Regions from separate parts of the Mus musculus genome. Here all the other regions are linked to region 2. Evidence: chromatin loops called from intact Hi-C (ENCODE). Cell type or tissue: heart. All regions are shown on one strand. Links, peaks and the distances in the headings refer to the core of each region. The heading gives the core; the rest is flanking DNA. Region 1 overlaps Lpcat1 (lysophosphatidylcholine acyltransferase 1). Region 2 has its middle 41 kb from the start of Lpcat1. Region 3 holds the start of Tert (telomerase reverse transcriptase).

Region 1 (8,000 bases), core at 1-8,000, 51 kb before region 2:
ATGGACACATTCATATATGCACTAAAGATGTACATATAGACACATGTACAAACATTCCAATTCATATAACATGGACACATTCATATTTATACACACACTAAACACAAATGCATATATATACATGCATACACATATACCAATATACATAATGTGGACACATTCATATTGAACACATATACATACACATAGATGTTCATCTACACAATTATAGACAGAAACCAACACATACAATATGGACAAATATTCAAACACATATATACAATACTCATGAACACACACACACACACACCAATATACATAATTCATACACACATGGAACACATACAGTGCCATATGAACATACTCACATACAATGACCACACTGCACAGTTAAACATGTATACATTAGTATACATCTAAGTCAGTATGTATAACATGGGCACACTGAACACACAGTTACTCATGTACACATACTAATACACACCATGGATATGCATTCTCACAAACACTGAACACATGAATACTATGTTAGTTAAGGTTTTATTGCTGTGAAGATATACCACAACCATGGCAACTCTTATAAAGGAAAACATTAAATGGGAGCTGGCTTACAGTCTCAGAGGTTTAGTTCATTATTGTCATAGCAAGAAGCATGGCAGCATGCAGGCAGACACGGTGCTGGGGAAGGAGCTAAGAGTTCTACATCTTGATCCACGGGCTACACTAGGCCTAACTTAAGCATATAAGAGACCTCAAAGCCTGCCTTAACAGTGACATCCTACTCCAATAGGCCACACTTCCTCATAGTGCCACTCCCTATGGGTCACACATTCATACACATGAGTCAATGGGGGCCATTCCTTTTCAAACTACCACAGATCCATAAATACACTTTACTCTCTCCACGGTCCCTGGTAAATACCTCTAAACCAGCTTTTATACATGAAGCTGGTCACTGCTGAACACTGAGAGCTACAACACCCTTCCTATGAAGACTGTTTGTCAGGCAGTCTCCTATAGATACAGGGGCAGGATCAAGGAAGACAAGCAATAGACAATAGGGCACTGGAGTGGTATTTGGGGGCAGTTAGAAAGCCTCAGACAAAAAAGTGATGGATAGCAAAAGGAAACCAGGAGGACCAGTTCCTGAAGGTCAGCAGGACAAAGACCAACAGTAGTCAGATAATTCTTAATAGCCTGGCCCTGAGCCAACAGGATGGCTCAGTAGGTAAAGATGGCCACGCTTAACAATCTGAGTTCAATCCCCAGGGCTTACATTGTGAAATGAGAGAACTTACTCCTTCAAGTTGTCCTCTGACCTCCGAATGATACATGTCACTATCTCACACACACTCACACACTCACACACACACACACACACACACACACACACACACACACTATAATACATTCTGGCTCCTTAGAAAAATCAACCAGGGGTCACAGTCACACACTCTCATGAGCAGTCCTTCCTGGGAGGCTGCTAAAAGACTCTCATGTTTGTCTGGGGAATCAAATGTAGGCCAATCCAGGTTGATAGCCAAGGTCCCATTCTATCCCTGCCCTAGGCTGGCACCACAATGACCCAGAGCCACTGGCAGAGGGTGTCCCTGCACTCTGGAGGTGATCATTCTCTCTGCCCTGCTGTCTAGTCTTTGGGCAAGGCTCCTTCCACATATTCACTCTCAGTAGTTCCACAGCCTTGGCCACCCCCACCCCTCAGACTTGAGGGTCTCTCTCTGCCTACCAAGGATGTGCCAGGTCTACTAAGGGCCTACCACTCTACCTCCCTGACAGGGCTACTTCTGGTACCCCTGAAAAAGAGCCTGGAAGGTTCCAGGACAAGTGCTTTCTGCTACATGGTTCCATGCAGAAGGTGATGCCTTGTATACTCAGTGGGAATGTGGGTAAGTTCTGTCCTCTGGGGAGCTGCGCTCCTCCATCGATCCGGGAGACAGTCTGCGGCTGCCAACTTTAATGTTGCTGGTGGCAGCAGAGCTGGATGCCACCCTAGGGGCACCACTGGGGGACAGGTGAGTCTAGGTTCTCTGTGGGACAGCTGAGGGTGGAGCTTCAAGTTACACAAGGCACCAAGGGAAGAGCCGAGGTAACAAGCGTAGGGACATAGAAACAAACAGGGATGGCTCCCTAGCTGCCTGGATGACTTCAGCATTTGGGGCAAACACAGCTCAAGGGTCACAGAGATGTCCAACTGGAGGAGTCCCAGACAGGTGCAACAGTCTGGAGGACACAGAGAGACTGGGCAGGGTGTTAACAACACAGTCAGCAACTTAGCTGGGACCACAGCAATGAGCAACATCCAAGTACACGAAGCCCAGGCCAGGGCATGCAGAACTATCAAATAAACCAGCAGAGATCAAACCATCACACTTGCGCAGTCACCATAGCACACAGGTAACAGAGACCTGCTACCAGCCCCCAAGGGGTTGGACCAGAAGGTCCAAATGTTATTTCCTCATCCAGAAATTCAGGGTAGGAGCTGGATTTGCTCAGGGATTGGTGGGATGGTATGCAAAATGAAGGGCTGCTGGGGTACAACACACAAACCCTCACCCACCCTAGAGGGAAACACACAAAGGACTGCCCTAAATCCTCACCTACCCTAAAGGAAATGAGAAACACGGGTGGCCTGAGAGTGGAACAAGGCAGCAGTTGGTCAGAGCCCAAGGCAGGGGTTCAAAGAGCAACAGGAAAACCACTTGGGGACATAGCAGGCACCAGGCCCTGGAACCACTACTCTTCTCAGGACACACACATCTCTGACATGCTAGCTCATAACACAAGGACAGTACTACTACAGTGGCATCACCCTGGACTTCCTTTACCAGTGATCAGCAGGGTAACTAAGTCACCAACAAGGTGGCTGAGTCTGTACTCCTCCTAGGGTCCCCTCCCTCCCCAGGGCACAGCTGTCCTGCCCCACAGGTCCTATGTGGGGGACAAACAGCCACAGTTGTCTCTCTCTTAGCAGCTCATTTTGATTGCTCCTACAAAAGAAATTCAGAATGCAGCCCAAGATGGGCCTCTGGCTCTTGGGTTTGGGACTACTATGGTGGCCGAGAAGGGGTGGAAAGATGGCTGCAAACGTCATATGTTCCTGGTCTAGATGACCCCAGCACAAGAAGTAATGGGTGAGACATTCAGTGCCAAAGTGACAGCAGCCAGAAGTGGGAGTCTGGGCCAGAGCCCTGTTGGGAGCAAGGCTGAGTCCAGAAGGGAAGGCAGATCTGCTTCCTGTGCATTCCAAAAATCTATCCTGGTAGGCTGGTGGGCAACCTGCACATCTCCAGGCTCTGAGGATACAGCACTGGGCTTCCCAAATGGGTTACAGAAGACAGGTTAAAAACTCCAGGGATGTCTCCAGGGCACCTGGGGAAATCAGGCCTGGGGTCAATTGTGGGCCAACACCCCAAACTGGTAACTAATGAATAATGTCTGGAGCAGCATAAAAGCAAAACCTACCGACAAGAGCTACTGTCCAAACCAGAGAGGAAAGACACAGGTGGTTTATTTTAGCCTTTACCGTGAGGGTGCACGAAAGCTTCAAACAAACAAACAAACAAACAAAAAACCACTATAAATCACGCACATATTTCTCAGCTGGAACCCCAAGGCACACTGCTGAAGCCTACAGCCCACAGCCACCCAGAGCCCCAGGTGACTACAACTAGATCCACATGGCACGGAAGCAAATAAGCAGAGTAGCCAACAGGTGGCCCCTGCCCTAGGCAGTCCCAGCACTTTAATTAGGTCCAGAGTGACTGTTCCTGCTGAACAATGGCTCTGAGGCAGGGAGCTTTCAATAGTCACGTCCAGAACCAAACCTCAGGAAGTAGAAGAGGAGAACTCATCTTAAGCTGCTGCAGGCAGTTTCTCTTTACCAAAACCAGCCCTATCAAGCAAGATCCTCTGACCCTAGCCTCTTTACGAGAACAATCCCATACAGAGCACCTGCCTGCTGCTCAAGGATCCTATATACCCCAGAGCCCAAGATGAGGCTGGACACGGGACATCCCAAGGACACTTCAGCCGAGTTATTTACACTGAGTTCATTTGTCCATTTCTCACTGGCATGTTCCTGTCTTGATGGCCTTAGACCCCCGACTGTGTAGTGGGCTGAAGTTTCCTGATGCTCAGGCACAGCTAGAAGCGTCCACGTCTCCACCAGAACTTTCCTCAGAGGCTGTGCTCGTGGCTATTTATAAATACTTCTTAGTTCTCCCACTCAAATCTAAAATTAAATATAGCTTTTCTAAGATGGAGCTATTTTTTTCTTCTAAGCCCTCGGTCCCAACTCCCCAGGTCTATCCTGGGTCTACCCAAGGGCTATCCAATGAAGTCTCAGCCTATCACCCAATCCAGAACATTTCTGATGCGGACGATCGGAGCCTGTCTTTAGGGAAACACTCAAAAATACAAATCACCTTAGGAACCACACACGCAATTACAGGAGCGATTTCCTAGAGGGCTGGCCCTGCTACTCGCCTTGGCCGTCCCGTCCTCACGGTCACTTTGGTCTTACAGAACCACTAGCTTCAGTACACCAGGACAAAGTGTGGGACTCTCTTTCACCAACCGTTGTGGGTCTGCTGGGGAGATCCTAGAAACTGTTTTCGTCAGCTGGATCCTCCCAGTTCAGGCCTGTGTATAGTGCCTCACTGCTGGGACACACATGGCACTGTTGAGGGAAACATCTTTGGGGTGGTGCCAGAACGCCCTGGCATTTGCCTCAGATTCTGGGGACACTGGTGTGTGACCATGGAAGGCTGCAAGCTAAGTAAGGGAAGGCTGCACATGTGGATGATGTAAGAGGGTTGGTTTCCCTTGTCTGTGGTACGTTCCTGTTTTCCTGTGGCTAGCCACACATGGTTGACCTCTTTGCAAACTACAACACAGGTTGAGAACACACCTCTTCTTGGAGATACACTATGACCATGTCAAGCGTTGAGTCAGGTCCTAGAGATGGCTCTGGAAGCCCATAATTTAACAAACAAGGACCTGGGAAGTCACCCTCATTACAGGCTCAGGTCTCCTCTTGGCATTCTGGTTTTTTTTTTGGTTTTTCGAGACAGGGTTTCTCTGTATAGTCTTGGCTGTCCTGGAACTCACTTTGTAGACCAGGCTGGCCTCGAACTCAGAAATCCGCCTGCCTCTGCCTCCCAAGTGCTGGGATTAAAGGCATGCGCCACCACCGCCCGGCTCTTAGCATTTTGTATGCAGCACTACCGCCCGGCTAGTCATTCCCTGAGCACAGCTGTGCTCCTATGGGCAGGTGCTGGGACTCTGTGCCTGCTGAGCAACTGTTTATCCATCTAGTTCAGCAGGCTTCCACAGCACAGGTACTGGCATCATGTGGCTACGTCTCCTCTATGTGGGGCGTTGGGTAAGCTTCATCCTATGCAAGCCCCATAGAGCAGGGTAGGCTACATAGCTGTCTATCTCAGCACAACCCACCCCCAGCAGGGAGGGTCCAGGCCTGACCCTAATATCTGTGCAGTCAGAGGAAACACTACATAATCACACAGTGCAGCCTTTGGAGGGAAAGAAGCAAGGCACCAGACAGACAGACAGACACACACACACACAAAGGGAGAGTAATGGGAGGCCTGGAAACTCCCAAGAGCAGGCTCTATCAGAGACACTGCAGTGTCACAGACGACCCGAGTTCTTGAGTTCTAGATAAGCTCAGAAGAAACACCCTAAGCACACCCAGGTGTGGCCTTCTCACTTGGAAGATAAAGAAATGAGCGTACTAGAAGCAGTCATCCTACCTTAGGGTGAGGGTTGGGGGTGGAATAGGTCAGGGTGCATCCCAAGGGCAGATGAGTAAAATAGGCTAGGTGTTAAGAGACCGCTCTGGGCCTGCCTCAGAGAGACAAACTCTACTCTTTAGCCTCATTATGGAGGCCTCTGGGCTTTGAGAGCCCTGTAGACCTGTGTGCGCAAGGTCGAGAACTTGTCCAGCCCTTAGAAAGGCGGCGCTTCCATCAGCTCCGTGGCTTGTAGATACAGACTCCTAGGCATGCCTCCCTCTGGACAGACTGGACTGTCTTCTCCCTTCTGGGAGCCTGTGGACGGAACACTTACTTAACCAGCCTTTTACCCACATGCTGTCTGGGCAGCAGGCTTCCTAAAACAGCAGCACAGAACCCCATTGCTGGCAGACCCCTATACTAATTAATAAATGGGTGATGTGACTCTGAGAGGCCTCTGCAGTGACTGGTGGATTCCAGAAAATGGGCAGAAGGCAGAATCCCAAACAAAGAGGTGCAGTAAGGGTGAAGTTCTTAGGTGCAAGGGCCCAGGTGGGGCAGCATACATGGCTACTCAGGACAATGCTTATTCTCTGACTCAGGACCATCCTGGCAGGCATCTGGCCTTGGTCTGGCATCAGGGATCTCTCTGGGCTTTCCTCTCTTCTTCCTACAATTGTCAACACAAATCCTCTCCTTGTGTCTCTGTGTGTGACTGTGCGCGTGTGTGTATGGAGGTAGATGGGTGGTGGGTGGTGGCTCTGTCTCTCTGGTCCCCAAGTTCTGTTCTGACAGTCTTGTAGCCTAAGAGGTAAAATAGTGCAACAATATAAACTATAGCTGGGGTCCTGCCAGGGTGGCCTGCCACCCAAGGGCTCTGCCCAAGCAGAAAGGTCTGAAGACATACATTTGGGGGCTATGCACTGCCTTCTAAGAATAAGACGCAAAAAACAGAAACCGGTCCTAAATCCCTCTCCAGAGCCACAGGGACTCATTGGCAGTTGACCTACTTTAGGGAGCACTAGAGGAAGGACTCCCCATAATTACAGTCCTCCAAAAGGGAGCTTTCCAGGCACTCTGCTCAATACCACGTGTAGAGATAGCTCAAGCTACCAGGAACAGGTGGTGCTGAGACAGGAGTCCTGCCAACAGCTTCCCAGGGCCTGCGTGCCTGCAGGAGTCCCAGGCTTCCTAGGGGTGAACAGTTCAGTCTCAGGCGACTAAAGAGAGAACTGGAATTAAAGGGCTTGCTTTCTGCTGGCTCCCAGAGATCCTAACCCTAACCCTGTCCCTGCTTGCTGAGGACGGTGGCTCCCAGAAGAGGTACTTAAGTATCAGCTGTCAGAGAAGTGCCTGCTTCTTAACACCCTGTTCCTTCCTTGGGTCATTCCTGCAGGTGTCCGGGACATGGAGGTCCTGTCTAGGGATACCATTCAGGATGGGCCATTCTCTCCCCAACCCAAGCACCATTTTCACATTCTAACTCCACTATTGAGATGTAGGTGAACTCAGCAGCACCGTGTCATGGGGGTTGGAACCCATGAATATCAGACAACAGAGGAGGGGACCCTGGGAAAGCTTCAACAGTAGAGGTCTACCATGCAGTGGAAGAGACAGACCTGAGAGTTATGTAGGGATTCACTCTGGTGCCATCTTCCTTGAGGAGCCAAGACTCAGCTGGATCCAGGAGACAGATCCACCCTGATCTGTGGCCATCCCAAGACCCACTGAGTATGGCAATCACAAGCGTCATGCTCCTGAGCATTCTTTCCTTGGCAGGCAGGCTATTTGGAAACAGGGAGGCTCACACGCTCTACTGTTGGTAGGAGGGCCACCTAAACACCCTGTGTGGGTGGGAACCCCCTGCCCCAGGCACTCCCCTCCCCGTACTACCTGCAGACGCAGAGGGTTCCCCTAGTACATCTCATCTGTTTTAGCTGGCAGGGGAGGTTTATGGAGACTGTGTCCCAGAGACTGGTGATTCTGCTGAAGGACAGTGTCAACTTGATCCCATGCCTCTGGAGAGAAGGTTCCCACCTCACTGACCATAGGAGCTACACAGTCTTAGGGTGCTGGCCAGAAAAAGGAGGCCTGGGAGGCATAGAGGAGGATGAAGCCTGTTTGGGAGGTGGCTTAGCTTTCCACATTGCTGTTGATCACCAAAGGATGCAGGACTGGAACTCAAGCAGGTCAGGAAGCAGGAGCTGATGCAGAGGCCATGGAGGGATGTTATTTACTGGCTTGCTT
Region 2 (11,177 bases), core at 1,532-9,531:
AAATCTCATCTGGGAGTCTTTTGTGTTTTCTCAGCAGAGATGTCATTCTGGTCTCTGGTAGAGGGTGCGTGTAAGAGCCCTGGGGTTCTTGTGGGGGCCCATGGGTGCTGATTCAGAGTCATTCTTTAGCAGTGAGTGAACAGGGGGCGGAAGCTTCTGGAGACTACCTCTGGACAGCATCATGGCGACTCAGTGCATCCTCAGGCTATAGGGACCATGGAGCATGGGTTATCTGCAGCTGGGGAGTCTATATCCACTTCCTACTCTGTGATATGAGGTCCACAGATAGCCATGAAACACATACACGGTTACAGTGCTGTCTTCTGAGGTCAGCTGATCACCACGACTACAATGGCTATGGTGTGGAAGGAACACAAGTCATCGCCCGCCCTGTGCTTTACAGGTGCGGACGCACCCTGTCTGGGGGAGTGTATAGTCACAAGTGAGGGACCACTCGACACAGAATGTGGGGTGTAAGGTGGAGAAACAGAGGTTGGTAAAGCACTCGCTGTGCAAGGGTGAGCTCACCCTGAGCTCAGACCTCTGGACCCAGGTGAAAAGCGGGGTGTGGTGGTGACATCTGTGACCCCACAGCTGGGCACAGGCACAGATAGTGATACTTGAAGCTAATTGGCTAGCCAGACTGCCAAATGATGAATTCTTCAGTCCGTAAGGGACTCTATCTTCAAACAATAAAGATGAGTTACAGTCTGTATTGAAAAAGGAAGCTTTCCTATCCTGGAACATTCTGAAGGTGGCTGAGGGATGACACCTGACCTCTGTATGCATTCAAATGCTTGAACACCTATACACACATGTGCATACATCCATAGGTACAAACACATACACACACGAAACAGACACACACAGAGAGAAAGAGAGAGAGCGAGAGAGAGAGAGAGAGAGAGAGAGGCAGAGGCAGAGGCAGAGGCAGAGGCAGAGGCAGAGGCAGAGGCAGAGGCAGAGGCAGAGGCAGAGGCAGAGGCAGAGGCAGAGGCAGAGGCAGAGGCAGAGGCAGAGGCAGGACAGAGAGTGAGGCTCCTCCGAGAGACAGTACATCAACACAAATATAGAAAACAACCAAGAATCCACCACCAGCAAAGATTCCAGCCTTTAGCTCAATTCAGACAACACTATGACCTCATCTGGTGAGGAAAAGAAAGACAAGGGCCTCTGTGGGAAAACAAAAATTAGATCAAAAGGCAGTATTTGTTTGGAAGTATTTGCACTGTATTTCTTTAGGTACCAGGGTTTTTGTTTTTGTTTTTTGTTTTTTGTTTCTTTTTCCTTTTCTAGAACTTCATAGCTTGAAAGCTACATCTTCTCATATGCCTGTGTCTGGGTAAATACAGCACAGAGATTGTCCTAGTCAAAAACCTCAATAAGCAAACACTTAAAACTCGGTGCATGAGCTTAACAGTAGTTTAGATGTGACTGGAAAAAGAATTAGTAACCAGAAAAGAAGTCATAAGGAATGTCCTGAATGAATATGAATATGAGCTGTACAGAGGAGGAGCTTGGGAAGGCAGCCTGTGGGATGAACCGTGTCCCTTCCACATGAGGGAATCTGTGTGGAAACCTGCCTTGTCTGCTCAGCACCATTGTACTGGCTAGCTTATGGATAAGTATGCACTTTTCGTAGTTCTGCAGGCTGAAGTCCAAGGTCAAGGTGCTAAAAGAACTGATGTCTCAGAGGGGAGGGAAGGCTGTGGGGTGATTGGGGAGCTAGCCTGAGAGTTCTTCCCAAGAACTGCTATTTTCAGAAGTTCTCTGTGACTCACTTCTCCCAGGGCACATGGAGCCCGTCTGGTCAATGACTTAGTGAGGGGATGGGGATGCCTGACTCCTGCTAAGGCCCCAGTAGAGGTTCTGTGGCTTCCTCACCTTGTCCATCCTGGCACCTCTCATGATGGGGTGAGGTCAGCTGTCATGAGTTCATTGTGTGGACTCAAACATTCTCCTCAGAGCACAGCTTGCCTGCGGTAGCCACGATGCATTCTTGAGCTGCCCATTCTACCTGCCCACCCAGCCAAAGTGGGATCCTGGGATTTTCTTTGTGGTTAATAGGCATTGTTACTACTCACTTGTATCTCTGTTCTTTGAATTATTTATTCACACCCTGTCTCGGGTTTTCATGTTTTATGGATTTGTGGGAGATTTAAAAATAGACAGCTCCAACAGCATAAGCACCATTTCTGAGACTTTTGCCTGTCTTAACTCTGATTTTTAATTTTGATCCTTGTTGGCACACTGCTTTACAATTATTCACAAGAAGTCGGGTTTATTTTTCTTTTTAACTTTCTAAAACTCTTTAAAACCACCACCACCACCACCACCACCACCACCCCAAACCAGTTCTGTTTTCTCCCTGGGGTGACTCTTAACCTTAGAAGAATCATTTGAGGAAACCTAACAGGAGCCAAGGAGATGCTAACCAGGAGGCTTCTACAAGCATGTTGTGCCCAACACTGGCATTGATGGTGGGAAATACCCTTCGTGAATTCAGATCCTTGATTGTCCTGAGGCAATCAATGCTTCTTGCGTCTCTCCCACTTCTTTCTTCTCTGTGTCACTTTCCCACCTCCCTCTTGAACATAAACCTCATTGAATCTCCTCTAGCACTTGCCGCAAACCACCTAGTAGAAGTTGTACATGCCCCAGGTCAGCCCTTCTGTGCTAAGACCATTGTACACCAGCTGTGCCAGTGGTCTGAACTAGATGGCTCCAAGGCCCTGGAGCACCTTGGATGTTTCATCCCACCTGAGGAATTCCCTAGGCCCCTGTTTCTGCTGCATATTGCACAGGCCGTGCAGGCAGTGAAGGTCAGGGGGCATCTAGGGTAATCCCCATGACTTTAGTAGACAGCACCCATAGTGCTGGGCTGCAGTAAGTATGGGTTCAAGGGACAATTCTTGACAGGCCAAGAACATCTAGTGACACACATAATACACCACGGTATTGTCTGAAAGAGCCAGGGAACCACCCCACATAGAGGTGAGAATTATCCCGAAATATGGCTGGTACGCTTGGGAAAGACTGTACTCTGCAAGTACTTTCTGATTGTGGATGCAGACAGGTGTTCTCTCTGTTGAGTAGAGAGCTGACATCCAAACCTAGAGTTGAGTTTTTAAAAATTCTCTCTCTCTCTCTCTTTCTCTCTCTCATATGTATATGAGTGTTTTGCCTGCGTGTGTGTGTGTGTGTGTGTGTGTGTGTATACCATGTGCATGCTTGTTGCGCATGGCATACATAGATGAAGAGGGATTCCCTGGAATTGGAGTTACAGATGGTTGTGAGCCTCCATGTAGGTTCTTAGAACTGAACCCAGATCCTCTTCAAGAGCAGCAGTGCTCTTAAACACTGAGCCACCTCTCCAGCCCCTTATCACACTCTATTAATATGTATCTACTGCTAGTGATGATTTCCTGCCAGCAGCCTGTATGCTACCTCTTACGACTATAAAGGCAAGTTAGTAGGGAGGAAGTCCTAGACTGATTTTAACAAGTCTTTCAGCCAAAGATTGTAGTTAAATCTTCAGCAATGAGGGCTTGTAGTCTAATTCTTGAATGTGACCAACAGCAGTGGCCATAGTTTTATGGTTTGTGGAGCCTAGAGGGTCTCACTAGCCAACATGTCATCCGAAGATAGCCTACCTCAGACACTGGGATTTTTATCCAAAAGTGCTATGGTTCTATGAGTGTCCTTTCCTTTTCACACAGCCTGTTTTAGTTTAAATGTGTTGACGTCTGTAGTCACTATTCTTCTAACGCAGGTGCTTTTGGGACTCTCAAGGGTTAGTATTGTATAAAGAGATCTTATAGGATGAGCATCAGGTGTGTCAGTCAGCCTTGCATTGCTTAGGTGCTATGCACCTATCTACCCACGATAGTCTCTTGCTTTGACCAATTTCAGGCAGGGCTTCCTGGGTCCATAAACTTGGCAGCTGACCCAATGAGACTACTTTCTCTAGAACTCTGAATCTGAGGCCAGGACGGATGTTACACCTTTTGAGGGGGAGGGAGGATCTTCCTGCCCTCCTATGACAATGATTCAATGTGACCAGGTTCGGTGTTTGTTCTCCTTTTCTTCTTTCTATAGGTTTACCTCCAACCACCCCCTACCTTGCCAAAAGGACGCTGGATCAGGGTTTTCTGAGAATTTCATTTTTAACGGTTACTTTTCTGAGACTCTTTCCCTTGGTAAGGTCACCCTCACGGGCACATGAGCTGTCACTCACCTATAACCCAGGTCATAATGAAGCAGGGGCTCTAGGTGAGCAGTGAGGTTTACGTGGGTGATGGAGGGCTGGGAAAGCCGCACTGTCAGGTAGATGGAGTTCTATATTGTTTTCTTTGCTGAAATCAGGGCTCTGCCAGACATTGAGGCTGCTGCTCCTAATGCTAGAGGACATTGTCCTCCGAATTGCCCAGTAAATTCTTCTCAACTCCATAGGAGTGGCCCTCCATGTCTTTTCCATAGGCCTGGGTCCCATACATTCCAAGGACGGTCCCACTATGCTTAAAGGAACAACCTGGCAGGCCAGGTTCTCCTCAATGGTACGCAAGACCTGGAACCTAATAGGATTTTTGAAGAAACAAGGACAGTGGCCTAGTAGAAAGGTCAGGTGGGCATATAGATTTGCTCAGTGGCAAGAGTAGAGAACTGACAACTCTCCCTGATGCAGCAGGTGACAGGTAGGGGATGAGGTTCTTTCCCACAGTCCCTGCACCCAAGATAGCACCACCTTCAGTGCATGGTGAATGGAGGTATCCCTCCCTCGGATACCCCCCAGCCTAGAGGTGCTTCCTTCTCAGACACCATGCGGCTGTGAGTCACAGCAGCCTTAAATTAGACCTGGAGTGGGGATTCTGACGCAGTGGGTGCAGTGGGCCTGCTGGGGAAATTTGCTTGCTCATGTTCAGAACATAGAAATACCTCAGGAATAAGGGGCAAGCTATCTGGCTATCCCAGGCAGAGGATCCAGAGTTGCGATTAAATGCCTTCCTTTAAAGTCTCTAAGAAGAGCCTCTGGGGAGATCTCCAAATCTCCAAACCTCCAAACATGCTCATCCCTCACAGACTACGAGACAAAGATCAGCTTCCTTCTGGAGTCCTACTTGCCCCTTTGATGGTCAGGGAATATTGATTTTGTTAAAATTGAATATATATATATACACACAAATATATAAACACACATACATATATCCACATACATATGCATATATCTTGTAAAAATCAGTTAATCCATATTCTCCCTTTCAAGAGCACCATGAGGTACTGTGTTTGTGTTTCCTGATGATGTTGCTGTTCAGCGGTTTTCTTTTTGGCCTCACAGAGGTATTACAGTGCCTTTTGGTACTGTTCCAAATACATATGGAACATCGTGCCCCTGTGTTTATGTGGTGTTACGAATCAAGTTTGGGGGTTAAACGAGTGGTTTACTGACCCTCTCTCTTTTATCTCCCAATTCTTCTTTGTTGGGCTTAGTGTGTGCTAATGTGAAGGCAGCATGAAATCTTTAGAGAATGAATAAAGCTCTCAAATTAACATTCATGCGTCGTCGGGGAAAACCTTGCTCACACTGCCACCGTGTGGCCATGAGGTCAAGATGCAACGCAAGCAGGGGCCACTTTCCAGGGCACTTCCTAACCTGAGCTCGCCCACTCCTTCCTTGAGGTTCTGAGAATGTGGCTCTCTGGAGCTTGCTTTCATGGTTAGTTGCAAAGAGCATGGCCCTCACGTGCAAACCCTAAACCCTGTCCTCTGGCCTGTAGCCACCCTGATATATTGTTTCCGGACAGTCGTGCCAATTAAGACCTCCAGTAAGGGTGGCTAGCATGTGTGAGAAGGAAGGAATCTTGAAGTATGTGAAAAAATCCTCGGAAGCTAAAGAAATCATAAGAAATGTCCTGCAAGAAGAACCCTTTGAATTGGCAACTAGCCGTTGGACAAACCCAACCATAAGGAAAGAAGATCGGCTTTTCTCAAGGTGAGAAAGGGAATGTGTCCGTCAATAAAGCTATAAGGTGGGATCCACCTTCCCAGGTTGGAGCTCACACCCTCCTTGAGGTCCTGGGAGCGTGGCTCTCTGGAGTTTGTTTTCATGGTTAGTTGCAAAGAGCGTGGCTCTCACATGCAAACTTTAACAACCTATCCTCTGGCCTGTGTATTCATCCTCAAGTTTGGATAAGTATTTTTCGCCAGGATTCATATAAAAAAAAAGTCTTTGAGGTAGATGGATTATATTTCCCAGCCTCTGTGCATGCTAGCCTGAGTGGCCCAAGGAATATTCAAACCCTTCCTTGCTATCCCGAGACACTGTGAGGTCCAGTACTCAGTACTCAAGCCGCAGCGTGCCCCAGGAAATAACAACTGCCGAGCTAGTACCAAAGTCCACAGTGACCAGGAAGATCTTCACTGGGATTTTCCTGTGGTCTTTACCACGGCCCCAGTGTACTGAATGCCAGAAGAGTTTTGTTCTCCTTGGAGCTCAGCAGCAACTCAGGCTCTTCACTTCAACTGAGTGCCTGGACCACACCCAGAGGAACAGAACTGGGGGTTCTGAGGCATGGCTGACACCCTGACTGAAGCAAAATAACGAAAAAAAAAATCAGAATAAGGAGCTGAAGTTTGATTACAAAGACAAAACGTTTAATACATCACAGGACAGTGCAGCTCACGTTAGTGGCATCCAGGATAAAGACAGAGGGGTACGCACCCCCTCTATATGCAAAGGTCTTCCAGAACTATGAAGACACTAGACACAAGGTGGATTTAACCCATTTAAAAACAGTCATGATATCAGTAAATATTTCAGACACAAGGCTGGAGAGATGGCTCTGTGGCTAAGAGCATAGACTGCTCTTCCAAAGGTCCTGAGTTCAATTCCAAGCAACCACGTGGTGGCTCTCAACCATCGGTAATGGAAATCCGATGTCCTCTTCCGGTGTGTCTGAAGACAGCGACAGTGCACTCACATATATAAAATAAACAAATCTTTTAAAAAATTTCAGTCACTGCTATGGACAGCACAGATTTATATAATTTTTCTGTAGAGAAATTCGCGTGTGTGCATCTGCTTTAGTTTGCTTATATTGCTGTGATAAAACACCATAATCAGCCGGGCGTGGTGGCGCACATCTTTAATCTCAGCACTTGGGAGGCAGAGGCAGGTGGATTTCTGAGTTTGAGGCCAGCCTGGTCTACAGAGTGAGTTCCAGGACAGCCAGAGCTATACAGAGAAACCCTGTCTCGAAAAACCAAAAAAAAAAAAAAAAAAAAAAAAAAAAAAAAAAAAAAAAAAAAAACAAACCAAAACCAAAATAACATAACACTCTTTTCCTGATCAGCACAGGTACTTCCTCCCAGATGATCCTAACTGTGTCAAGCTGACAACCACCACCACCACCACCACCACCACCACCACCACCACCACCACCACTACCACAGTATACCTGGGAATAACCGAAGGGGCTAATGGAAGCCAAGCCTGGTGCAGCTTGTGATCCTGAGCATTCAAAAATATTTTATTATTATTTTAAGTTTATGGATCTATGTATGTGGGTGACCACAGGAGACAGAAGAGGGTGCCAGGCCCCCTGCAGCTGATGTTATAGGAAGTTGTGAGATATCCCATGTAGGATACTGAATTTGGGTCCTCTGGAGGAGCAGAGAATGTTCATTTCTATAGCCCCAGTGGTTGGACTTTTTAAAGTTCTAGAAACTACAAAGAAGAGTTTAATGGAAGCCATGTGTGGCCACAAAGACTTCAAGCCCTACTGTGCTCTCTATAAGGGTCTGCTGCACAACAGCCTACAGGGAAGAGCAAGTTTGTCAGCATCAGCAGTGTCCCTGGACAGTCTTTGGGCAGCACTTTCTACATTAGTTAAAATAAAAGCAAGAATAAATGTCTGTCTCTGGGACATCAGGTAGTTTAGCAGACTGGCAAATTCAAGTTCTGTAATTACAGATACTGTCAGAATACAGTATTTCAGAGGAAGTTAAAAAAGGCTGTGAAGTCCCTATTGCCAGGCCAGAAAGTCAGCTCACACACAGCTTTATTCTCATTTTATTTAGAGGTTAAAAAATCATCTTAAGGTATGAATTATGTGGCATTTCCCACCAGTACCTGAAGAACCTCTATTTGGCCTCTGATGCTCCATAGTAAATAAACTCTGTCACCGCATGGAAAGCACTGGGAAAATTCCGGAATGAAGGGAGAAGGGTGGTTCTATGGGACTTTGCCTTAGTAGAGACCTGAAGGGTGCCAGAGGCTAGGGAGGTGGTAAAGTTTGTCTGTGTGGCAGGTAGCTCACACCAGGGCAGTGGGAGCAGGTTGGTAAAGAGCCTGAGTATACAGGACTGCTCAGGTGAAAGGAATGAAGAGAGGATTGGTTGGGTGAGCCCACTCCTGACTGGGAGTTCCTGCTCAGAGCCTGTTCCCTTTCTGGTCCTTGAGATCCCCTCCCCGCCCCCCAGGGCTCTAGATTCTATTTGGCCCAACGCTATCTCTTGGGGGCCAGATGACTTTCTTCTAAGACCTTTAAATTAAATTAGGCTGCTTTATTTTCCTGTCCTAGCCATAAAATTAATAAATTAACTCTGCGGGAGTCTATGGACTCTGTAAAAGTGGATAGAATAAAATAAAAATCCTACCACCAGTAAATACAGGTGGGCATGTCATACTGGGACTAGAACACACACACACAGAGACACACAGAAAGAAAGAGAGGGAGAGAGAGAGAGAGGGAGAGAGAGAGAGGGAGAGGGAGAAGGAGAGAGAGAGGAGAGAGAGAGAGGAGAGAGAGAGAGGAAGAGAGAGGGAGAGAGAGGGAGAGAGAGGGAAAGAGAGGGAGAAAGAGGGAGAGAGAGAGGAGAGAGAGAGGAGAGAGAGGGAGAAAGAGAGAGAGGGAGAGAAAGAGGGAGAGAGAGAGAGGAGTGTGCACTGCTGTTCTTTTTTTCTAAATTAACCTATTAATCAAGTGAATTTGCTTTTGTTTACTTTCCTTAAGAAGATTTGGGGGGTGGCAGAGAGCATTAGGCAAAGGCACAGTGTCTCGCCTATTCTCTCTCATGGACATCTCACATGTACAGGTGTAATTTGGGGGTATCAAGTCTTAGAAAATGCCCAATATCAAGTGAGATATTTGAACATGACCCTGGATCAATATAAATGTAGATCTAAATATTGATCCAATATGCCTTAAAAATATCAAAGATCAAATTCAGACACATGTCTTAAAAATTCCACTCAATTAGTCATACCAGGTTGCAGCAGAGCCTCATGGTCAACCTGGGCTCTGCTCAACTCCCCCTGCCACTGACTTTCTACCTAGCTTCTATTCTTTGTGCCTTAGACCCAGGAGAAACTGGAGCGTGTGTTCCCCTAGCTGTAGCACGGGGAAGAAGAGAAGCCAGATGCGAGGATGTTACCTTTTATGTGTGCTTATGCACACTGCAAAGATCTGGAGACCTACTGATGCTCGTGGGTCATTAACCTGGACATCTCACGTGGGAAGGAAAAGTATTTTTTTCATACTGCTCTGAAAACGCTGCAGGGCTGTAACGTAGCTATAATGCTTGTTTATTGTGTAAAAAACACAAGGAAAGCTTTTCTTTGCAGTACTGGAGAGCTTTCCTTCCTCTCCCAGCCTCTCTTTGTTTGGTGACAGATATGCACCTGGTATTTAAAAATCTTCCTACTTAGCAACAATAACCTGTGTATTTGTTTGTGGATGTGTGAAAGAAAATGTGTGTGTTCATCTCCACTCACATATGGTGTGTTATAGTGTGAGTGTGCTTTTGTGCCGTGTGTTCATGTTATGTGTGTGTGTTAGTGGAAGGTATATAGTACACAGTTCCTGTACTTTCTTGTGTCCCAGGCAGAGTACACTTTACTGCTGTTTTCTTTCTATTTTGTTCCTTTTCCAAGGTGACCTGTTCTTCCTCTACCAGCCTTCTTGTGAGCAGGATTCTGGAAAGAGGATAATATAGGGTGGAATGTCCGCAGATTTAGTTCAGGGTGAGTGAAAACTGAACACTGTCTTTAGTCGAGCCCCATTCAGGAACAGGCCTGCTTAAGTCCGAGATACAGGTAGGCATAGTGCTGGTGACCAGACTATCTGCCCTCAGCCTTCATGTGCAGCATAGACAAACATTGCCCTGGAGTCCCAACTGTATTTTCCTAGATAGCTTCAGCCAAACAATGCTAATAGTGTTTCCCGGTGCTTGTCTTATCTCATGGGGCTCCACAGCCCTAGAGAAGGTGGAAGGTACCCTCCAAAAAGGGGGCAGAGGCAATGTCACACTGAACATGCATCTGATAGAACGCACCAAAGTTATTAGTGTGTGTGTGTGTGTGTGTGTGTGTGTGTGTGTATATATCAGTGGATAACTCAGAATTTTTAGTAAAGAAATTTCTTTGTGGTCTAAAGGTATGCAGTGACATCATTCATGAAAGAGGGCAGAGGCTGTTCCTAGACCATCCAGTGCTGGTGAGTGGAAGGCTGGGATAGGATCCACCATGATACAGAGCTGTCAATTATGCTGAATCATAGCTTCAGGGATTGGCGCTCTTGTTCATTGTAGAGACCGCAGGATGTTGTTACAGCCTCCTCATATTCCCTCCTCCTTTTAGGTGGGAAGAATCAACTCAGGATGGAGGTCCAGGTTCCTCTGGGGTTTTCTGAGGTCCCTGACTAAGGACAGGAACTTTGTATAAAGCACCATTTCCCAGTAGAGGACTTGTCTCAACACACATCTCAACACAGAGGATAGAACGCAGAAGAGACAAAGAGGGAAGAGGGAGAGAAAAGAAGCAGTAGTGAGCCTGCTTCTTCTTTCTCTGCTGGACCTTCATGGCCAGGCACAAGCACTAACCTCAAGTACAACTTATTTGGAAGGTGCCCACAGGCCCAGCTTCTGGGCCATATGTCCCTTAGAAGATGCCATTTATCAGCCCAGGAGGCTCCTGAGTGATCCACATCTCTTCAGAGGAGATTGCAGCAGGATACCAGTGATATCCCTAGAGTCGCTATAAATAATTGAAGAGGCATCCTTTATCCACAGCGTTAGTATGGAGCCACGATCTGTGGCTATTTCTTCAAAGTCTCCATAAATATCCACCGGGCTCTGTTTTCTGACAGGATAACTAAGAAGGCATGATTCCCACCCGGGGA
Region 3 (11,177 bases), core at 1,406-9,405, 200 kb before region 2:
CAGAAATTCGCCTGCCTCTGCCTCCCAAGTGCCGGGATTAAAAGCGTGTGCCACCACTGCCTGGCGCTAAAATCTTGTCTCAAACAAATAAACATAAAATGAATAAAAATCTGTAACTAGTACGTACACTTAACAGCATTGCATGTAAATACCACCAGAGTAAGAAGAAATAAGCCCAGCCGACTAGCGAGAAACCAAAGTAGCCCTCTTCTTATTTCATGACCAGAAGGGACGTGGACTTTTCCTGTATATATTTGACATAGTGGACACAAAAAAAAATCTCAGGATTCAGAAATACAGTGAACATTTAGAAAAACTGCCTGTGCAGAGGTACAAGTTTGCAGCACCTTTGAATAACTGGTATTATGCAGACTTCTACACAGAATTGAGGATCAATTTCCAAGGAAAATTCAAAATATTTCACACATTTGGAATATATCGATGTCTCCAAAACAAAAATCAAAAAAAATCACTGATATCAAAATGGCCACGTACAGAAGCACTCGGTGTAGCTAAGGCAGTATCCAGAAGGAAACGTGTAGCCAAATACCTATGATGTATAATGTTGGGGGGGGGGTGGTGGTGGTGGTGAGCCAGAATGAACCTGAAGAGACAGGAATAAAATTCCAAGGAAAACTCTAACAGAGAGCATGCTTAAGTTTTTACAGACAAACTGAAGGTCAAAGGGGTTCTTGGAGCAGAAAAGAGACATGTTCCAACAAGTCTGGAAAGGCAATCATAAAACTGGATGTAAACTGCAAGGACAGGCAAAGTCCAGTCTAAGCAGGAAGGAGCCTGTGTCCAGAATAAGGAGAGCTGCTACCTGAGGAGACAGGATGCTGAGGGGCTGCAGTATCTCCTTTCCTCTAGGGCTATCTCCGTAACCCTGGGCAACTGATACTGACAGCTGTGGGTAAGGGAGACAGAGAGACTTGAAGGAATGAGATGTCAGCACTCAGCAGGTGGGAAGACTTGCATTGGCCACACAGGCTCTGTGCTGCAGCTGGAGAGTCAGGAATGTTCTGTTTGTTTTAGGATAAGGTTTGTTTTAGGATAAGGTTTCGGAGTGTAGCCATTGTTGCCTTAGAATTCACTCTGTAGACTAGGCTAGCCCCAAACTCTAGAGATCCGCCTGCCTCTGCCACCTGAGTGCTTGGATTAAAGGTGTACCCTATCACCCCCAGGGCAGGTATGTTTTTTGCTTGTTTGTTTTCGAGACAGGGTTTCTCTATTTAGCAGACCCCTGGCTGGCCTGGACTTGGTAGGCCAGGTGTCCTTGAACTCAGTGATCCACCTGCCTCTGCTTCCGAGTGCTGGGAGGGTTAGGTGTCTGCCACAATACTCTGCCAGACATGTACTTTTAAAAGCTTACTTCGGAGCTTCCCAAGTACATGGTGGGTAAACATAGCTCTACCATCTTTTCCCCATAAGTTGTTAATATCCTAAGAATTTTGGGGAAGGGAGAGCAGGATAGGGCGTTTGGCCCCTTCCATACATGCACAGGGTGTAACCGGAGGGTTGGCTGAAAGGGAAGGGGTCAGGTAGTGACTACAGAGGGCCAACCTCAACATTAAACCCAGAAAACCAGGCAAGGAGGGCACAGGAGTCCAGGCTCTGCAGCCTTCCAAGTAACACAATCCTCTTTTATGCACCAGGCTCCACTCCCCAGTCCCTTCTCATAGCTAAGATGGGGCAGCGATCTTCACTGTAGGAAACAGTTTTTTTTTTTTCATTTATCTTTCCTTCGTTCACCCTACCCTTTGTAGATCGAGCAGCTGCAAGACCATAGCTTAAGCACGGATCTGCACACTGGGAGGACCATAGCTTAAGCATGGATCTGCACACTGGGAGGACCAGAAGAACCTTTGAAACTCATGCACCACAAGGATAGTGGGTTCCTATGTTGGTCTGTCATTGTTATCAGTGAGGTACCGTTCTACAGGGGGATTATAGATAACCTGGAGTAGTGAGACAGGCTGACTCCTTAATAGGCTTCAAATTGGCAGTCCAGGAGACCAGGCCTAAAAACTGAGCAAGTTCAGGCAAGTAAGTTACTAGAAAAAACAAAAAAACAAACACCCCAGACTTTAGACAGCTAGTCAGAAACTATCCTGCCATTAGAAGCTACTCAGCTACCTAGCCTGAAGCAAGGACAATGGGGCAGCAAGTTTCCAGACCTCCCCATTAACAGTTTCCAACCTCCAACCCCATGCCCCAGTAATGGAATGCCCCTAGAGATGGAGTAAGATAAAGGCCCCCGATCCCCTTAAAATCTATACTTGGTTGTCTCTCCATCTTGGAATGAGAGCAACCCCCCCCCCCCACCTGCATGCTTGATTTCTGCAGAATGAAATGCTCCTTGCTTTGGCATACTATTTGAGTCCGGGGTTATCATTCTTTGGCGAACCACGGGCCCTTACATTAGCTCTCACTAGCGCTTCCAGACTCTCTCTGGTGCACTGTGCCAGAACTCCTATCCACCATGCTCCCCGTCTGCTTATCTGTTCACCACAATGTCCCCAGCCCTGAGAACCTGCCCAGGGCTTGGACAAGAATCTTAGTTTGTGCAAGGCGAGCTGGAGGGAGCTTGGAGTCAGAGACCATAAGATGGAACTCATCCAACCACGGACTGCATAAAGCCACCACACCACTGGGGACCTGGGTTACTGCCACCCATTGTCTCCCTTTTCTGGGCCCCTAATGCATTCAGCTGGAGACCAGCCATGCTCACCCGGGCTGCTGCGGAGCCAGTGGCAATCCTCTACTTTCATCTTCCACATCAGTTCCTGCAGTGATAGCTTGCCGTATTTCCCCAACGAGATGAACTTCTTTAAGTTCTTAAAGAAGCGGCGCTCATTGTGCCTGGTACCCCAGAGACTAGCAGACACCACCTTGCAGAGACAGGCCCGAAGAAAACCATATACCTGCCAGGGACTGCTGTGCAGGCGGAGCAAATCCATGAGGTGCGGTGGGCTGGTGTTCAAGGCATCTGTCACCTGTTGGTTTGCTGTTCGAAACCTGCAATGTGACCTGAGGAGTCTGACATATTGGCACTCTGCATGGTTCACCAGCAGCTGTTGGAACAGGGGCCGCATCTGCCAGTATCGACGCGATAGACGGTGTGTCCTGCAGAGTGGTCCTGATGTCCTAGGCCTTGAGCCCAGAAAGATGATCTCCACCAGTCTCCTGGCCCCAGTCAAGTTAGGCTGGAGGTTGCTGAGTAGGAATGAGGGGTTTAGACGCTCTTGGCCATCTCCCCTGGAGTAAAGGAAATGTCTGGTCTCAATAAATGGCCTGAGCTGAAAGGCATTTTGGCGGGGTGGTGACAGCAGAGATGTGGAGCTGGGCTTGTGTTTACAGCACACCGACCCAGAGAGACTCAGGTCAGACACCTTTCCTTTAGAAGACAAATCTTTCTCTGCAGTAGGCACCTCGGGGGACCGAGCAGGACTTGGCACCCATGATTTGCCTGATGGGGTTGGTAGCACCTGCCTGTGGGGTCCCTCCTCCACTCTCGGGACAGGATAGCATCTGGCCTTCTTAGCTGAAGGCACACTTGTACTGGTGAGACTCAGATGCCTCTTTGTACCTCGAGATGGCAAGGCCAGGGGTTTCGGTGCTTCCTGGCGACTACTGCTCTTGATCTGTTGTAAGAACCTAAGGTTAGTGAAATTCCTGCCCACGGGTCGGGTGGGCCTGTAACTAGCGGACACAGAGGGCCAGATATCCGTGGTGGCACAAATTTGGTACAGGGGAGACCCACACACCTGGTAGGCACAGCTGGGGGGCACCAGAAGATAAAGAGCACAGTGTGCCAGCAGGTAGACCAGCAGGTCGTCGCCCACTCGGCTCAACAGTAGCATCCATGCACCACTGACACGCAGGGTCTCAATAACAGTGTTGGGCAAGTAGCTACGCACGCTACTAGTGAAGGCCATGGGAGGCCCGCCTCTGGCCTCGTTAAGCAGCTCAAAGCCAAAAGCCAGCACGTTTCTCTCGTTGCGCTCGCAGAGTCTCTGCACAACCCTGGCCACCAGCTCTTTCAGGGATGACACCTGGTAAGGAGAAGAGGGTCTTGACACATGAGCTAGACGCACTATCCCACGTCCTCCCGGCTTTCCGCCCCTGACCCATGGGGATCCCGCCTGGAGGCCCACCTGGTGGAAGGAAAGGTCGGCAGGTGGAGGCTGTGAGCCCCAGTGCATGCACACTAGGCATTGGGCAACCAAAGTGCGGTAGATCTTCGGGTCCCCGGGTTGCACAAGCCGCCTGCCCTCGGGCCCCAGGCGCCGCACAAAGGTTGCCAGCGGCCACACCTCCCGGTATCGGCTGCGCAGCAGAGAGCGCACCGCGGGGCAACGAGGAGCGCGGGTCATTGTGCTCAAGGCCGGGATGGGCCTCCCACGTGCGGGAACCAAGATGCAAGGGTGTGCTTAGAAAACAGCCAGGACCCAGGCCACTGAGAGTCCACGACGAAAAAGATGAGGCTGGGAACGGAGGAAGGGGCGGGATTCAGGCGGACCAAGCGTTGTAGCGGAAGGGGCGGGGTCGCAGCAATAGTACTTTTCCGTTGATGGTCACAATGCTGGTGCATGAGGACCAGGTGTGTTCCCCGGCCAAGTTCAGTGGTTGCTGGATGTGTTGGAGTAACGAAAGGGGGCGCACTCATGCAGGATTTCCCTCTACAGAATGCTTCTCGGGCTTCCTTTTCGCCCTGAGCTGGGAATCCCCAGGTGGTCTAGACTGGGGCGAGGTTTGGGCAAGCAAAGAAGCCTATCCTTGATGTATTGAAGGTTAGGTAGGCGGAGGGACCTAAGGTTTTGCCTGTTCCTGAGCTGACTGCTCCAGCCTGCTGTGGTTGACACAGACAGTGAGGTGGGTGGTGGCAATCTCAGTTCTTAATGATTACAGCTGAAATTCTACTATATAGGTTAAGGCTTTATTGTGGTGCGACCATACACTCAGATCCCAAATATGTTCCGTAAACACCCACCACCAAAGGAAGGGGACTAGGTAAAAGCCCTGCGTTAGCTTTTTTCACTGTTCCAGTGGCCTTCACCTCAGAGTCCAGAGCATCATCTCAACTCACGCACCCATAGCAAGGCCAGGGCCATTGGGTGAGGGCGCTTGCCTGTGCACACAGCCAAAGCGGCGACCTCGACCTTAGGATGGCAGCTCTGCTAGGTTGGCAACTGTGATAGTACTTGCACGTGTGAGGCGGGGGTAGGATAGGGGTGGGGGTTGTTGTTGGGGCATATGTAATGACACGACTCTGAGCCATAGTTAGAGAGGGGCTGCTGAATTTTGAATCTCTGGGAAATAGGGAATCTGTGATCTCTACTGTAGCTGAGTTTGGCAAACACTGAAATGCTAACAAATATAACCTTTGGTGCCTTCAGCTTTCTGAGGAAATTGCTTCTATCCACCGACCTAGCATTTGAACAGGCGCGTTTTCATATTTACTCCCTTATAGGAGGTCTGCCGCCTTGTAAATGCTCAGGATTACAGGAGCTATTTTAGAAGTCCGTTTAGTGGACATCAGTCTTTTTGAGGGGTTTGTTTGAGATTTGCTTAGTTCTGCTACTTAGGAGATATGGGCCTGAACTGAGAAATTTATGCCAACAATGAAGCTACCTTAGTGTAGTTCCCCAAAGAAACCAGCATAGAAAACAGTCTCAAAAATAAGAATATCGCGGGGCATGGTGGTGCACACTTGTAAGCTACCTTAGTGTAGTTCCCCAAAGAAACCAGCATAGAAAACAGTCTCAAAAATAAGAATATCGCGGGGCATGGTGGTGCACACTTGTAAGCTACTCTTGGGAAGTAGAGGCAGGATGAGAAGGCATTCAAAACCAGGCCAGCTACATGCTGAAATTTAGGTCCACTTGGGCAAAATGAGACCCTGCCTCAAAAAAACAAAGAAGAGGAGGGAGGGGGTAGCACTTGCTGACTACACAACCCTGGGTTCAAGCATCAGAATCAAATAACAACAGAGTAGAAGAAACTGAAGTGGAAAACGAGTGGAAGTTGTCTACCAGCAACGATGAAGCCAGGAAAAGGGAGCCTTTGTGTAACAGGCCTGCTTTAGAAAGCTGTTCTTAGAGACATGAGGCCAGGGAGAGGCCTTTTTGGGGAGGGGCTGCACCCTAGGAGCTATCCCAGAGACAGACAGTGGTAGAGGTTATAAACCCTGCAGGGAAGGAGGTAGAAGAGAGGACCTCAAGTATCCCTACCCATATAGGAAGCAGGAAATCCTCGGGGACCTGTCATGCTCCAGCCTTCTACCCCAACATGCTGGCAGCAACCGACTCCCACTGGATTCTCCCCCATTCAGAACCAGGGCAAGGCTCTGGATGGGGCTGCTGCTCTGCTGTAGCTTGCCATGTTTGGAGATCACTGGAACCGGTTTACGTCTTAGTGGTCAAGATGGAAACAATCATTCTCATTTACATAGTTTGTCACTGACACAACAGTCTCATACCCACGACTTCATCAACATCGAACAGCTCAGGAAGTATGTGAGTGAATGCCACCATGCACTTTTATAGATCCCAAGGCTGGTGACTCCCTGACTTCCCAAACAGCACCTAAGGAATGTGTACTAGTTCTGGGCTTAGAAGTCCCTGGCACTTGCCAACTTGGCCTCTCCTTAGATAGGTTACCTTGTCCTGTTCTCTCAGTACCCCTCCCTCACAACTGCCACCTTAATCCATGCTGATACCACTCCCATCTCTGTTTGCTTCATCTTGCACATTAAACCATCTATGAAAACCAATAAAAAGTACTTAGGGCACAAAAATCTCTTTGAATGTCATTATTTAATCCTCATGGCTTGGCAAACAGAGCTCAGTTCCTTTTTTACATCTTTGGATTTTTGAGCCCTTGGAAGTTATTTGATGAGATATAAAAAAACAGTAAGATAAAATCATCCACTTGGGGCTTGGAAAGGTTGTATTTGCTTATGGAATTAAGTTTCTTAATTATTCCTTTTGTAAGCACAGGGATGGCCAGCCTATGCGGTCCTTTCTCGGAAAGATGGGGTGTCTGTGAAACCCTTCAGAAGAGATGTTTCTTCCAAGTTGGGCAAATCATCAGATCCAATATGAGTAGCAAGGGAAGGAAGAGAGGTGTAAGATGAAGCCACTGGCTTCTGACTTGAGAAGACTGTTCAGCTTTTCAGTTCTTAAAGGTGACTGATCCCCTCCTTAAAGCGGCAACTCTGCCCCTGCTCAAGAGCAGAGGAAGGCCTACCTAAGCCACTGTGAGGAGATGGCCTTGAGTCCTTCTGCATGATCTGGTTACTACCACCTCTTCTATACTTGACTCGTTTCCTATGCTATTTTCTACTTGACCCATCTACCCCTCCTTCATTTTACATCTGTCTTGTCTTGTGTTTGTTTTTGCCTGTTTGCTTTTTTTTTTTTTTTTTTGAAACAAAGTCTCATGCAGCCCAAACAGGCTTTAATCTTACATATAGATGAGGCTAGCCTTGAATTCCTGATCCCGGTTTTCAAAGGCTGGGATTATAGTTATGTGACTTGGGGTTGAGTACTTATTGTTCTACGATGGCTTAATGGAAACACATGTGTTTGGTTTACAACTTTTAGGGTTTATAGTATTGTCTTAGTCAGGGTTTCTATTCCTGCACAAACATCATGACCAAGAAGCAAAATGGGGAGGAAAGGGTTTATTCAGCTTTCATTTCCACATTGCTGTTCATCACTGAAAGAAGTTAGAACTGGAACTCAAGCAGGTCAGGGAGCAGGAGCTGATGCAGAAGCCATGGAGGGATGTTCTTTACTGGCTTGCTTCTCCTGGCTTGCTCAGCCTGCTCTCTTATAGAACCAAGACTACCAGCCCAGAGATGGTCCCACCCACAAGGGGCCTTCCCCCCTTGATCACTAATTGAGAAAATGCCCTATAGCTGGATCTCATGGAGGAATTTCCTCAACTGAAGCTCTTTTCTCTGTGATAACTCCAGCTGTGTCAAGCTGACACAAAACTAACCAGTACAAGTATGTATCTTTTAAACTATCCCAGTGTACCTTTGATTTGTACTGCATGAGCTTAGTCATATTCGATTTGAGCTTCATTTGCAAAATGCTAAAAGATGCTTTGGTCATCACTGGACCACATATGTGATAGTTGTCTTATGGGACAACACTGCCTAGTGATATTGCAGCCAACTTAGTTTGTAGAGCATACTGTTTACAACAAGGACACACTCTCAGAACCTGTCTCTGCCATTGTGACTCATGATTCTATGAGAATCTAGCAATTGGGATGTTATTGGTGCCTTCTCTGCTAGTGTAGACATAATCTCCAAATGTTATGAACCTCAAAGCATTATTTAGCTTGATGTGGTTGACAATTAAAATGATTTAAGCAACATGAAAGTACATTTTGTAATGTCCCCATATGAGCATTCCCTACTTCTCTGAATTCCTATCAGTGTGTCCCCCTTAGCCACTCCTGCTACTGTTTTGTGTTGAACTTTGTGAAACCCTTTTTGGATCTGAACTGGGTAGCAAATTCTAAGTTAGCAGAATGCACTCATTGCAGTGGTTTAGGTCTTCTCAAGTTGTTCCTACAAGACAGACTCAGCTTCGTCTTCTCTGTGCTTTATGTGTCATGCATCGTTCTAGGCTATTTTAAGATTTTTCTCTGTGGCTGCACCTCAGCAGTTTGATGAGTCCCGTGATGACCTGGAGTTGTGTTTTATTTTCCCTCAGAGTTCTCTGGATTTCCACGTCTTCCATTTTCATGTCTGAGGTTTGCCCAGACATTATTTGTTCAGTACCGTCTCTACATTTTCTCTTCTTCAGAGCATCAACTCAGCTCTAACTGGTTTGCTGGAAGCTTGGCTCCACTGGCTGCTGTTTGGTTTCTGTTTTTCAGATGAGCATCTATGTTTCATAGGCTAGCCTAGAACTCCTGAGCCCAAGTGATCCTGCCTCAACTCCCTGAGTGTCAGTAAGACAGGTGTGTGCCGTATCCAACAATAATAGCACTACAAACAAACGCTTATGTGAAAAACAGAAAAGTAAGACCAGCATTTCAGGGACCATCCAAATCAAGGTTGGCACAAAAATGTGGTCAGTCACAGTGAAGTCTGAACTAGATCTCTTTACCATGTCCTTATTCTATGAAAATGTCAACACATTGCTTTTAGAAAAGTTGTACTACAGAGCTGGGCACTCATTAGCAGTCTGTTGTTGCTCCTCAGTCCATGAATGAAAGATATGTGGACAAACTCCTCATCTCACCACAGTCCAAATGGGAACTTTTGAATCTGGCTTCAAGGGTCAGTTTGGCTTGTGCATGCCTATGGGGGTGGGGTGGGGTGAGACAATATCACAAGATTCTTATCAAAGGGAGTAGAAGAACAAGAGGAAAGGATGAGGTTGGGCCAATGGGCTATATGCCATGAAATAGAAGTTACAGCTTGAGAAACTGAAAAGGTAAGAATGTTTCCTAGAGCCCCCATGCCCAGACCTGTCCCTCCTCAGAGTTAATCTATGGAGACCATCTTACACTAGTTCTAAGCCATGGAATGTAAGCTGACTTTATGTAGTACCCCAGGGTCCTTCCATGGTTGTGTCTCTAAGAGGTTACCATGCTGAAGCAGCTGCTGAAGTCAGGATTGTCTCTCATTGTTGCTTTGGGAAGGAGAATGTTCTAATGTTGGTATGTAGAGACCTTTATTTCCTCAGTGCTTAGAACTGGATATGCTATCACAGGCACAGGTATGGGCAGATGCACCCCTCCACACCCTGGCTACCCATCCTTACACACCCTAAGCAAGTCCCACTGCTTTTGACTTGTGCTGTCTGGTAAGGACCCCCAATTCAGCTTCAAGCCTACCTCCTACCCTAGGATCCAGGTGCAATGAACCTCTGACTGCCATGTGCCTTGAACAACTGTATTGGGGTACCTTTAAAGATCCTCAGGGATGTCCACAGTATACATATCTGAGACTGCGTGTCTGCATTAGCGTTTTAATTGGAAATACTAAAGGATTATCTGAAAGCAACGTTTGCCTTTTGAATCACGGGGTCAGGTTGATACCCAGGCTTGGATTTCAGTTTACTACCCTAGAATCTTATGTCATCCAGGACGGCACAGTAAGGTGTCCCACTTGGAGCATCTTTCCAGGTGACCAACTCTCAGAGAAGAGCCTGGCACCAGGAGGAAGAGGAAAGCTATAGAGGAGCAAAAGAAACCATTTTCAACTACACACAAACTTCAGGGATGCCAAGGCTCATGTTGCCAGAGCATACTTCAACTGTTCCCAACACATTCCTCTTGCCTTTGGAAGCACTTCTTTGCATCCTACTCCTCTCCACAGCATTTCTCCTAAAATATGACCAGCCTGAATGCTGGCAACTATGACCAGCCATTAAATGACAACATGAGCTTGTAGGACATTTGTGGCTCCATAGCTGGGAAATACACTGGGCATCTGCTCCTTTCGTTTTTTAGAAAAAAAAAAAAAAAAAAAAAAAAAGATTTATTTTATGTATGAGCACACTGTAGCTGTCTTCAGATACACCAGAAGAGGGCGCTGGATCTCATGACAGAAGCCCGTGGTTGGGAGCCACCATGTGGTTGTTGGAATTGAACTCAGGACCTTTGGGAGAACACTGAGTGCTCTTAACCGCTGAGCCATCTCTCCAGCCCCCATTTGCTTCTTTCAATGTAGAAACAAACCTATCTTTTGCATTGATCCTTGAGAAAGGTTTAACGTATGATATCCGCAATATTTTCTATATTTTATATTATTAGAGGTTAAGAAAAATATTACAGCCAAAGAAATTTATTTTAAAATAGAAACATACATACATTAGGCTTTAAACAATCAAATTTTAAACAAAAGGGAAAAAGAGCCATTTGATCCCAGAGTCCGTACAGAACGACTTTTGTGTATGTGAAATCCACATAAGGAGCACTTGGACAAGCTGACGTGGAAATCCACCATGCTCCCTACCCTTGCGTGCTAAGGTGTCCACTGGCTGCCATGGGACACTCATGCACTGAGAGCTACCCTTGGGTGACTGCCCACTGGCACAATCACCAAGACCCAAGTTCATGTGGGGTGTATGGTTAAGTGCTATGGTTCCTTCTGAAACACGAGAAGAGAGGGTGCTCAGGGATACTGAGAAATGCTCAGAGGGATT

Evidence for each region. Hi-C counts contacts between places; a loop is a spot of excess contacts. Peaks named below come from ENCODE experiments on the same cell type or tissue, not always from the same donor. Only the 100,000 strongest peaks of a DNase experiment are listed, where the experiment ranks them.
Region 1: a loop joins it to region 2, with 3 times the contacts of the local background. A loop is called at or near these places in 11 of 42 quality-filtered maps.
Region 3: it touches region 2 in a loop (9-fold over the local background); 19 of 42 quality-filtered maps call a loop at or near these places.

The regions. Positions count from the first base shown.
Region 1 is chr13:73,473,235-73,481,234 of GRCm38, reverse strand. All of the region lies in intron 1 of Lpcat1 (lysophosphatidylcholine acyltransferase 1), which reads right to left. Among named protein-coding and RNA genes, the nearest start is that of Lpcat1, 10 kb to the right of the region's middle. In heart, for the core only: a CTCF peak has its summit at 3,712; no DNase peak of the experiment used is centred there; H3K27ac peaks cover 5,262 bases.
Region 2 is chr13:73,420,443-73,431,619 of GRCm38, reverse strand. No RefSeq gene overlaps it. Among named protein-coding and RNA genes, the nearest start is that of Lpcat1, 41 kb to the left of the region's middle. In heart, for the core only: a CTCF peak has its summit at 5,606 (motif pointing left); a DNase peak (open chromatin) is centred at 5,639; H3K27me3 peaks cover 1,175 bases.
Region 3 is chr13:73,620,229-73,631,405 of GRCm38, reverse strand. Tert (telomerase reverse transcriptase) reads right to left here and starts at 4,495. Exons shown (of 16, transcript NM_009354.2): 1 at 4,158-4,495; 2 at 2,732-4,055. The coding sequence starts at 4,376. It overlaps Clptm1l (CLPTM1-like), which reads right to left. Exons shown (of 17, transcript NM_146047.2): 17 at 10,767-11,177. RefSeq lists enhancers at 4,556-4,576, 4,717-4,736 and a promoter at 4,406-8,862. In heart, for the core only: a CTCF peak has its summit at 4,652; no DNase peak of the experiment used is centred there; H3K4me3 peaks cover 1,372 bases; H3K27ac peaks cover 1,070 bases; H3K27me3 peaks cover 1,131 bases.